Linked DNA regions of Homo sapiens: regions 1 and 3 are each linked to region 2. A link is a contact called in ENCODE Hi-C data. All regions are on one chromosome and are shown on one strand. The core of a region is the stretch at or near the end of the contact, and the rest is flanking DNA. Distances in the headings are between cores, read along the strand shown.

Evidence for each region. Hi-C counts contacts between places; a loop is a spot of excess contacts on that map. Pooled maps may share reads with other maps.
Region 1: a pooled map shows a loop between it and region 2 (4-fold over the local background). The contact joins the promoter of IPPK here to the promoter of RMI1 in region 2. A Hi-C loop is called at or near these places in 2 of 50 pooled maps.
Region 3: a loop to region 2 is called in a pooled map, with 7 times the contacts of the local background. The contact joins the promoter of OSTF1 here to the promoter of RMI1 in region 2. A Hi-C loop is called at or near these places in 2 of 50 pooled maps.

Annotation. Positions count from the first base shown.
Region 1 is chr9:92,668,646-92,671,832 of GRCh38, reverse strand. It overlaps IPPK (inositol-pentakisphosphate 2-kinase), which reads left to right and starts at 1,702. Exons shown (of 13, transcript NM_022755.6): 1 at 1,702-1,925. The coding sequence starts at 1,845. LOC107987095 (a long non-coding RNA gene) reads right to left here and starts at 1,471. Exons shown (of 2, transcript XR_001746837.2): 1 at 1,160-1,471. RefSeq lists enhancers at 132-426, 1,181-1,230, 1,241-1,690, 2,431-2,600 and a silencer at 1,731-1,910.
Region 2 is chr9:83,978,992-83,982,480 of GRCh38, reverse strand. It overlaps RMI1 (RecQ mediated genome instability 1), which reads right to left and starts at 1,676. Exons shown (of 3, transcript NM_001358291.2): 1 at 1,590-1,676. HNRNPK (heterogeneous nuclear ribonucleoprotein K) reads left to right here and starts at 2,266. Exons shown (of 17, transcript NM_031263.4): 1 at 2,266-2,328. RefSeq lists silencers at 1,263-1,342, 2,153-2,292 and enhancers at 987-1,495, 1,553-1,642, 1,663-1,732, 1,863-1,922, 1,496-2,003 and 2 more.
Region 3 is chr9:75,087,264-75,090,944 of GRCh38, reverse strand. OSTF1 (osteoclast stimulating factor 1) reads right to left here and starts at 2,431. Exons shown (of 10, transcript NM_012383.5): 1 at 2,219-2,431. The coding sequence starts at 2,252. NMRK1 (nicotinamide riboside kinase 1) reads left to right here and starts at 2,790. Exons shown (of 9, transcript NM_017881.3): 1 at 2,790-2,937. RefSeq lists silencers at 2,041-2,130, 2,321-2,920.

The DNA of each region.
Region 1 (3,187 bases), core at 453-2,952, 8.7 Mb before region 2:
TTTTTTTTTTGAGACAGAATCTTGCTTTGTCACCCAGGCTAGAGTGCAGTGGCTTGATCACGGCTCACTGCAGCCTCAACCTCCCGGGCACAAGCGATCCTCCCGCCTCAGCCCCTCAGCCCTACAAGTAGCTGGGGCTACAGGCACAGATACCACACCCTGCTAATTTTTTGTAGAGACAGGGTTTCACCATGTTGCCAGGCTGGTTTGGAATTCCTAAGCTCAAGCGATCCGCCCACCTCGGCCTCCCAGAATGCTGGGATTACAGGCATGAGTCACCATGCCCTGCCCCAGCCTCCCTTTTGAGGCCTAAAATGGAGGAAAGAGATGCTCAAAGCCTTCAGCTCATTTTCCTGAGTCACTGGCCTGATTTCACTACAATTCCCAAGGCCTGGCAAGGTGCCCAGCCGTTCTCAAAGTTGGGTCTGCAGGTCCTCTCTTTGTGAACTACATAACTGCAGATGTTCTTCACAATGTGTATGTCAACCAATGCAATATATTGCAGCAGACCGAATGCCGAAGCACATGTGAGAACCTATTAGGTCAGATTTTAAAAAGATTTGCAAAAGTGTAAAACAATACCACTCCTTTATTTTGGTGGTGGGCGTGGAATGTAATGTTTACTTTTTTTTTTTTTTTTTTTTTTGAGATGGAGTCTCACTCTGTCGTCCACGCTGGAGTGCAATGGCGCGATCTTGGCTTACCGCAACCTCCGCCTCCTGGGTTCAAATGATTCTCTTGCCTCAGCCTCCGGAGTAGCTGGGATTACAGGCCTGCGCCACCATACCTGGCTCATTTTTGTATTTTTAGTAGAGACAGGGTTTCACCATGTTGGCCAGGCTGGTCTCAAACTCCTGACCTCAGGTGATACGCCCGCCTCAGCCTCCCAAAGTGCTGGGATTACAGGCGTGAGCTACCGCGCCCGGCTGTTTACTTTTAAACGAAACAACAAAAAACTTTAAAGCATTTTAACTTAGAATGTGGTAACATCGATAGCTGTAACCCACATTAGCAAAAGCTTGGGGCCCTCATTTTTATGAGTATAAAGTGGTCCTGAGACTACGAGTTTGGGAAATGCGGTAGCTCTACGAGGCGGTGCCATTCTTGCCGCCGCATCAGTGAATTTAGGAGAAGGAAGGTCGTTAGCCCTCTGCCTCACCGCCAAGCAGGAGCCTTGCGCTCCAACTGCGTCCCTCGAAGTCTTCAGGCAAAAGCGGGACTGGGGAGTCCAGTCCTGTGGCCCAGCCACATTTCCTCGCGTAGAACGTTGGACAATGTTTTCTACCTCACAGGACCATCCAAATGACTGCGTTAGGTATTCCCATGAAATGTACGATGAGTACACCCTATTCTACAGAAGCAAAAGCTGAGGCTCAGAGACGCCAAGAGGTTTGCTGGGGTCTCGCGACTAAGCGGTCCCAACACCCAGACACCCTGGCTACCCGGGGACTGCCGGTCACTACCGGGCGCCGAAAAGCCGCCGGCTCCTTCCGCCAGCTACACATCCGGCGCCGAGGCCGGAAGCTTCTCTTCCGGCTCCCAAGACCGCGTTCCGGAAATGAGTCGCTCTACCAGTACCTAAGATGGCCGCCGGCCCATCCACCGTCGCGATCGGTGTGAGGAAAGTGTCACGAACCCGGAATTGCCCGACTCCGTCATGGCAGGCGCCGGGGGCGTGGCTTCCGGCGGCCACAGCTTGCTAGTCGCCGCGGCGGGGTCGAGCGGGGGCGGCAGCTGACAGGCGCTCCTCCCCCGACCGCAGCGGCTGGTTCCCAGCGAGGCGGGCGGCCCCCAGCTCGCGTCCCCGAGTCCTAGCCCGCGAGGCGCCAGGGCTGCGCCTGGGCATGGAAGAGGGGAAGATGGACGAGAATGAATGGGGGTACCACGGAGAGGGCAATAAGAGCCTGGTGGTGGCCCACGCGCAGGTGAGCGGTGGACGTGCGGCGCAGGTCCGGTACCTCACTCCGACGGCCGGTATCACCCCGCCCCCATTATCCGTTTCCTCAACAGGGTCGGTTCCACGTCCCCCCAGTACCTTCCTCCTCCCCGGCCGGTCTCCGGAATTCCCCCACCCTCCAGCATCCCCCCCTACCGCTTGGGTTCCTCATCACCCCAGTATCCCCTCTCTACTGGGTCAGTCTCCCATTGCCCCAGATCCTTCTCCTGGCCGGTCTGTCGTCCCCTCAGTATTCCCGTTCCCCGTCAGAGTCAGTTCCACATCCCCCTCCCCGCCCCGTCGGTGCCGCGCTCAGCCTCACGCGGTGCCGCCTCCCGCCTGGATGCCCGCCGGACTGCCAGGCCGCAGTGGGGTGGAGGCTTGGTTGGGACGGAGGGCCCGGCCAGCACTGGAGGAAGAAGCAGAGTGCCCACAGTGCTGTTACTCTCAGCACCAAAAGAGTTCAGCCTCGTGAGACTACGGAATTGCTGTGCTGTTAATAGTAAGGGGATGTTGTCCACAGGTCCTCTTCTCAACCTTTTAGAATTTGAAGGCTTTCACCTGAATTCAACGAGGGTGAAAGTTTTAGAAACTGCAGTAAGATCTCGCAAAGGTGAATCCCAAGAGTGAAGCGTGTGGGTTTCTGTGAGGGCCCAGATCTCTCTGACCTTTTGCTGTCTGGTACAACCACGCAGGAATGTGGCCGGCTGGAACGGGGGAGGGGGGTGAGGGAGGCGAGGATAGGTGTCATGTAGGGAGGAGTTAGAGCATGGGTGTTAAAGGCACAGGAATCTCAGTGTCTACATTTGTGAAGTGGAACTAGTAGTAGAATTCACTTTGTGGGATTGTTGCAAAGACCAGTTACGCAGGAACCCATCAAGTTATGCTTAGCAAGTGATAATTGTCATCCCTTGGACAGATAAATAAAGTGAAAATCAGAGAGGTTAAGGGCATTGCCCGAGTCGAACAGCTTGTCAGGGATGATGTAGGCAGTGGAGTCCTGCCTTGCTTCTGTTGTTCCTATGCTGGGTGCATTGGTCAGCTGTAGTGTAAGCTGCAAACACCCAGGTAGCCCCTAGGTTGTGCCTTTGGATTTTGTTGCTCATTAGCACAGGGAACTAAAGAACAGAGACTACAAGCTTTGCTCAAGATCTTTAGGTGAATTAATAATGGACCAGGCTAACCTAAAGCTGTCCTTCTCTTGTGTAGTCCACTATTGGCAAAGTGAGGGATGTTTCTGCGTGAGTCCTT
Region 2 (3,489 bases), core at 427-2,926:
AATGTTAGCCAGGATGGTCTCGATCTCCTGACCTTGTGGTCCGCCCGCCTCGGCCTCCCAAAGTGCTGGGATTACAGGCGTGAGCCACCGTGCCCGGCCGGAAGAGGTTCTTATATAGGGCTGCTTACTTGTGATTCCCACTCATCATTCCTTATCAAGAAAATGATGACTGCAACATAAATCCTAATTTGAAAGAAAGCACAGCATCATCATTACCGTACCGCTATTTGTGCATATTAGTGTCAGTGACATGTCTCAGGTTTTAAATGACAAACTCAATTAAATGTTGCAAATACTAACTGGCGGATTAAATCTCTATAATCCAAGTATCCTAAGCCCCTACATAAACTCATCAGTTTTGAATATTTAATAAAATTCTGAACTTTGTGTTTTAGAACTGAAATGCGAGTTAAGTTTTACCTACCCAACAAGACTATACACTCTTCATGGTGGGGACCATTTAAAAAATTATATTATCACTTAAAGAGAACTTTTATAAATTCCACAATCCCGGACATTATGTTCTAACAGCATGTGTTAACGTATCCTCCCAGAATGTAAATACTGGTGTTTGTCATGAAATCCTCAGTGCGCCCTAACAAGAGTTTTCCTCTAATCAGTCAAGTAAAAGATGCTGGGTGGATGCAATCATGGCCATTTAAAAGAATGCTGGTATATATGTTTTGCAAATTACCCAAGAAGGAAACATTATAACAGGAATGAATCAGCACAAATTCATCAACACTAAAATATATGCATGTATTCGGCCAATGGTGGATTTCGCTTTATGTGCAGATTATGACACCTTTATGCTTCAAAATGAGTTTGGGATTGTGGGCGGAGGCTGGAAGGTTGACGAGTAAGGATGTGGAAAGCGGGTACTACCAGGGCTGGAGATTTCCCAGGGCTGTCACCGATTGAAAGTGACCTTATGTGCCTTAACAAAGGAAGTCATGAAAGCTTGGCACAGGAGCCTTAAAAGTAAGGAACCGAATACAATGCAAGTGTGCGCTGAACCCGCTAGAACAGGAGCACGTTTGAGGGCAAGGGTTTTTGTCTGTTTTCATCACTGCCACAAGGCAGGCGCTTTGAATGGAACGTGGAGGTCTGCAACGTATTCAGCGATACGCATTCATTTTAGGAGACAAGGGCAATACATATTGCCTAAAAATTTTATCGGAATAAACTACAGCGACGACACTACAAAATACTTCCATCTCAGGTCCCATTACCCAAGAGGAAAGTCTCAGAACCGAGAGCCCTGTGAAACCGCCTGTGCCCTCTCGGCGAGAAGTTCTCCAGTACTCCCAGGCTCGCCCCGCGTTTCCCCGGCTCCCGCCCCGGCGCAAGGCAGGCCGAGAACCGCCAGCTGCGCCCCCGGGCCCGGCCTTGACTGACGGGCGCCCCGGACCATTACAAACAACGGGTTTCCGAAGCGTGGGCCCGGCCCAGCGGACGCAGACGGCCCGCACTTACCGCGCCGCAGCTCGTCCCACAGCCCACAGACCACAGCCCGGGGCGGGGTAAGGGGCTTCGGGCACGAGTGTGGGCTGTGAAAACACGGGCATAAGTCTGGGCCGAGCACCGACCTGGGCGTCCCGCATTTTCCTCGCGCAACATCGGTCCCTGGGCAGCGCAACTGTAAGGACAGGAACCGCCGCGGCGCGCTCCCAGTTCCTTTTTTACCTCTTCCCGCCCGATTTGCCGCGCGCTCGCGCCCCTCCTCCAACCCCAAAGGACTCCTTCGGGGCTGGAAAACGCCCCTTCCCCGCCCCCTCCCTGTGCGCGTGAACTAGGCAGTTGTTAGATCTCGCGAGAGGTTCGCCCCCTAGCCGCCCCTCCCCCCAGCTAGTGAGTGCGCGAACGAGAAAGGAGGAGGGCGCTCCAGGCGACAGCACTGCAGACGCCATTATCCTCTGTTTCTCTGCTGCACCGACCTCGACGTCTTGCCTGTGTCCCACTTGTTCGCGGCCTATAGGTAATTGGAGTTATTGGAGCTTGGGTATTGCTGATTCGGGTAAGGGTTGGGGCTCCCTGAAAGGCTGCGTTTACTTTTCCCAAGCCCGGGTTTTCTCGAGCCCTTAGTGGCCTCCCAGCCCGAAGGGAGGCGCTGGCGGGAGGCGGGGTTGTCGCCTCCTCCGTCGCCTTGATTGACGTGGCCTCGGGCCAATCGCTTCGCCCTCGCACCATCGCTGAAGCCCTGGCAGCCAATAGGGCGCGACGGCGGGGAGGACGCGAGAAGGCGGGGGAGGGGAGCCTGCGCTCGTTTTCTGTCTAGCTCCGACCGGCTGAGGCGGCGCGGCAGCGGAGGGACGGCAGTCTCGCGCGGTGAGGAGCCGGGTTGGGGGAGCGGCTCGTGGAGGTGAGGGTCGGAGCCCAGTTTTTCCGCTTGAGGGAGGCGTCCTGGGAGCCGCTTTGGTGTTTGGCCGCTTCTCCGAGTGGGAACGTTGCCCGGTGTCCCCTCCCCCACCTCCGCCATTTCCCTGAGCGTGTATCCGCAGTCCGCGTTGTGGTCCTAGAGACTTGGGGATTCGTGAGGCATGTGCCTCTAGGATGAGCTGGAGCTATGTGGCACTGGGAACTAGGGACCTCGTGGAGGAAAGGAGGCCGGTGCGGGGAGAAGGTCGCGCCGCCGCTCTCTTTGTGTGAGCCCCGCCTCACCTTGGGTCTCCCGGCCCGGGGTCGGAGCTGGAGCGGCGGGGATGGAACGGTCAGGGCTGCCTCGATGGCTTTGTCTCGGGCAGTGGGGGGAGGATGCGGGGGATGAGACCTCGGGACCGCGTGGTGGGTGGGGGAGGGGGTCGGCGCTCGGCTCCGCCTAGTAGCACGTAGTCGCCATTACGCGGGCCGCCATTTCCTGTCGGATCCGGGTGAGGAGAGGTGCGGTGCTTCTGCTGTCGACTTTCGCTTTTTCCCGTCCTGTTACCCGGCTGTTTTTGATCTCGGTGCCGGGAGGCGGGGAGGGGAGGGCGCGTTGGCGCTCGGCCAGTGGAGCACATACTTAGCGGATTTTTGAGGCCTGGGGACTAGTGACTGCAGGACCCGAAGGGTGAACGGCAAGCGGCAACGTTATTCTTACAGATAAGCCCTGCTGTTTTTGCTTAAACTTTCTTATCCAACTCTTCTCCCACCACACCTCAGAAATTGCGTGCTGGGCCGGAAGGATGTCGTTTCAGTTGTCGTTAGGAGAGCAATAAGTCGACCAACGGTATGGGAGAATGGGAGGCATAAATGTGCCTCGCTTGTTGGCTCTTTGCTGTCTAGCCAACCTTCTAGTAGAGGCCGCTTGTCAACTCCTAGTCCCGACAAGAGGGAAGCTTAAAAAGGCTGTTTGTAGTCCTATCGACCGTTTTGGCACGTAGACACTTTAGTTTTCGTGTTACAGGCATGATTGTTGTGTTGTACTCCCTTAAGCCTAATTTAAAATAATCCGCTAGTGACTGTTAGTTTTCAAGGGCTCCATTTGTTTCGCTGATTAATAATAGACTG
Region 3 (3,681 bases), core at 1,182-3,681, 8.9 Mb after region 2:
TGGTACTGATCTCATAAGATTGTTGAGAGCAGCAAATGTGTTAACACGTGTAAAGTGACTATACCATTGCCTAACACACAGTAAATGTGGGACAGTACTACGATAGGACATTTCTGTTTTTGTTTTTTGTACTCTGTTGAGACGGGGTCTTGCTATGTTGCCCAGGCTAGTCTCAAACTCCTAGCCTCAAGCAATCCTCCCACCTCAGCCTCATAAAGTGCTAGGATTACAGGCATGGCCCACTGCTCCTGGCCATCGCTTTTTTTTTTTCTTCAACTAAGCTAGCCCACACAAAGTTTCAACTCTGATTGGCAGTAATGTTTCTCACTGTAAATTACTAAACTGGCAAACCCATTTCTATGGTAACTTTGTGTCTGGATCTCATTTGTAAATTAATGTTGATTCAAAATTCCCTTTATCCTGAATCAAGGACCAGATAAAACAAATTAAAATAAAATAAAATGCAAAGTTCCCTCTAAACACCTGTCATGTTTAACCATAAGCTTTCTGATGTGAAGGAGAAAGGAGGTTCCTGGGAATGTATCCACAATTAGTAACAGGATGACCCTTAAACCCCCAAGTGTGAATGAACCCACATGTATACATTACTGTGTACACACACACACACACACACACACACACACACACACCTGTCAATGTCCCTCCATTTGCAATATAGACAGCATTTAATACGCATGAAGAGATTTTTAAAAAGGGCATTCTTTAACGTATTTCAACTGGCAGCAGGTGATCAGAAAAAAATAAGATAAATAAAATATTGTTTAGCTATCAAAGAACAACTCTGCACTGTTAGATACTTAAGGTCCTGATTTGCACCTGAGTTTAGAAAGCTACCTCATACATATGCACTTAAAATGGAAATTTCTCATCAGATTCCACATCTAATGCAATGCAGAACCCAACTCTAGCTGTGCCCCATCTTTGCCCAGGGCAGAGCCAGTCTCAGCAACTTCCTTCACACTCAGCCCACCAAGATGTCAGTCCTCAGTGAAGCACTATTCCACATACGTACGTACATGATTATCAAATAAAGGGACTTCATACTCCAACTGCAGGAACGCAAAGAAACAAAACTAGATAAGTATGAAAGCTATAGAGTTTAGGAAAATCAAGGAAAAAAGTAATCACTGAAACTCATCTCTTGCAAAGAAAGTTACTTCAAAATTTGACGTAAATGGATTAAATTTCAGCATTTCGCTATACCGAAATTACACTATGGGAAGAAAAAACCCAAGAATACATCGGAGCCATTTATCTTCCATTTCCTGTATTTCCCTTAATTACCTACCCAAATGAATGCACGTAAGAGTTGTTAAAGTATTGAAATACGTCAGTCCTTTCTAATTACCTACCCAAATGAATGAGCGGAACAGTATGTTACAACTTTTAATTAAAATACGTCAGTTTCTTTTACAATTATCTTATTTCTGCATATCACAGAAAATATTCTAAGAACAGAGCAAAAATGAACAAGGACAATCCGCCCAGAAAACTGCTTTGAGGAATTTAGTAATCTCAGCCCTCTCAGGTTTAGCACGCCAACGTCTTTGGGAGAGCAAAGGCAAAGGAGATGATAAAATGACACTTCCAAATAGCAACAGCTGAGATCACTGCCGCATCCTAGATTCTTTCCACCAGGAGCGCGAGTATAGGGTTTTTTTCTAAACGCTCTTCCCAAGATCCCGAGGTCAATTTCAAACGCTGCTCCACGCTTAAGTCCCGAGGGAGGCTCGCTCGCCCACCCCACCCTGCAGGGATTGCACTTCCCGTTCGCTCTGGCCGGTCAGGAACCCTAACTTGACAGTGACAAACACTGAGAAAAGAGGAAGTGGCTAAAGATCATTTCATGACATTTTTTAAAGGGAGATCAATGGCCCTGTCTTTCCGGAAAACTTCCATGGGACGTTGCCATCACACCCTCTGAAAGTTTCAGCGAATGACAACGTAGCAAAAGTGAGGGCTACTCCCCTTTAAATATATATATATATATTAATCCTCGAAATCCTCTTGCTATCAAAATCGATCCCTCCTCCGTAACAGCGAACGCAAAACTAAGAGCGCCCATCCCGGTGGGGCCGATCTCGGAAGCCAGGCTCGGGGCCGGGTGCGCGCCGGGTCCTCCCTGCCAAGCTGCAGAGGAGGCGCCGGCACCGCGGCGGTCGCAGGACCTGGCAAGCGCCTACCTTACCTCCCTCACCTGGTTTGACTGGTTTGGGTGGCGGCTTCGACATCTCGCTTCCTGGAGCTGCAAATCCTAAAGACCCCGCCGAAAAGCCCACCGCTTGCCCGCCACCTGGCACTCCGGGCACCCCAGTTCTTTTTGTCTGGCTTACAACCGTGCGCCTCCTAGGACCGGCGCCCACCCTTGGCTGCGGGAAGAGCGGACGCAGGCAGAGCGGCTCCGCCGAGTGCTCCGCCCCGCCCCGCGGCCGCCGGAGCAGTCCAGAGCGCGCGCCGGGCCGACGAGGAAGTGGACCCCGCCTAGCCGAGCGCTAATTGGCTCCCGGGCTGGCAGCTTCGCCGCAGCAGGAGCGCGGGCGGCGCGCACGGCGGCGGAACCAGCCGGAGCCGAGCGAGGGCGAAGCGGGCGTGCGCCAGTGCAGTGCCGCGGGCCGCGCGCGCTCCCGATAGGGAAGGGCCGGAGCTGCGCAGGGGCGCGCGGAAGAGGCCAAGCTAGCCGGAGCCCCGCCCCGCCCCGCCCCGCCCCAACGGGGGCTGGAACCCGGCGCCGAGAGTAGAGAAAAGGGGCCTCTGGTGACCGCCCCTACCTGGCATCCCTCTAACCCAGGAGGAGCGTGGGGAAAGGGGCTGTGGGCCTCTCGGGGAGCGAGCTGCGGGTAGCGGCGCACTGGGTACAGGCGCGCGCTTGGCTGTCGCCTCTGCCGCTGTGTTTGGGAGGACTCGAACTGGCGCCAGGTGAGTGCGTACCTGCTCGCCCCTGCCGCGCCGCGCCGCCTTGCTGGGGCCTGGAGGTGTTTCCAGAGGGTTTCTGTGCTGGAGCCCGGGACTTGGTTGCGCCCTGAAAGCCTTGCCTGGACTCTTGCCACCCTCACAGAGCTGATAGGTGGCCTGCCGAGGAGGACGTGTACTCATGGTGGCGTGGTGCTCTAGCGCCCCGGAATAATCCTGAAAATGGGAACGCTGCCTCCAAGAGACCGCGCAGCCTGGAGAAGTCGCCAGGGACAGGATCAGGACTTGATCCTCGCGGATCGATATGGTCTCATTCCTCTAGCGTTGGGGTGATGACCTACTGCCCGCCTGCTGCCTGTTACTGTAAGGCCTGCTAAGAATTTTTTTTTTTTTTACTTTTTTTAATGACTGAAAAGAAATAAAAAGAAATATAATACTTTGTGACACGTGAAAATTACATGAAATTACGATTTCAGTGTCCGTAAAATTTTACTGGAACACGGTCACGCTCATTTGCATCTGTGTTTTCTGTGGCCGCTTTCGCATTACCCAGCAGGGTTGAGTAGCAGCTGGCAAAGCCCAAAGCATTTCCTGTCTGGCACTTTACAGAAAAAGTTTTCCTACCCCTGATCTATCGGATTGAATCTTCGGTGGGAGGAAAGAACTGGAGCACACAAGGAAGCCAATGGCATAAGTTCAAAATAACAGTCAATATTGTAAATTAATTGTATATTTGGGGAAAGAAAAAAC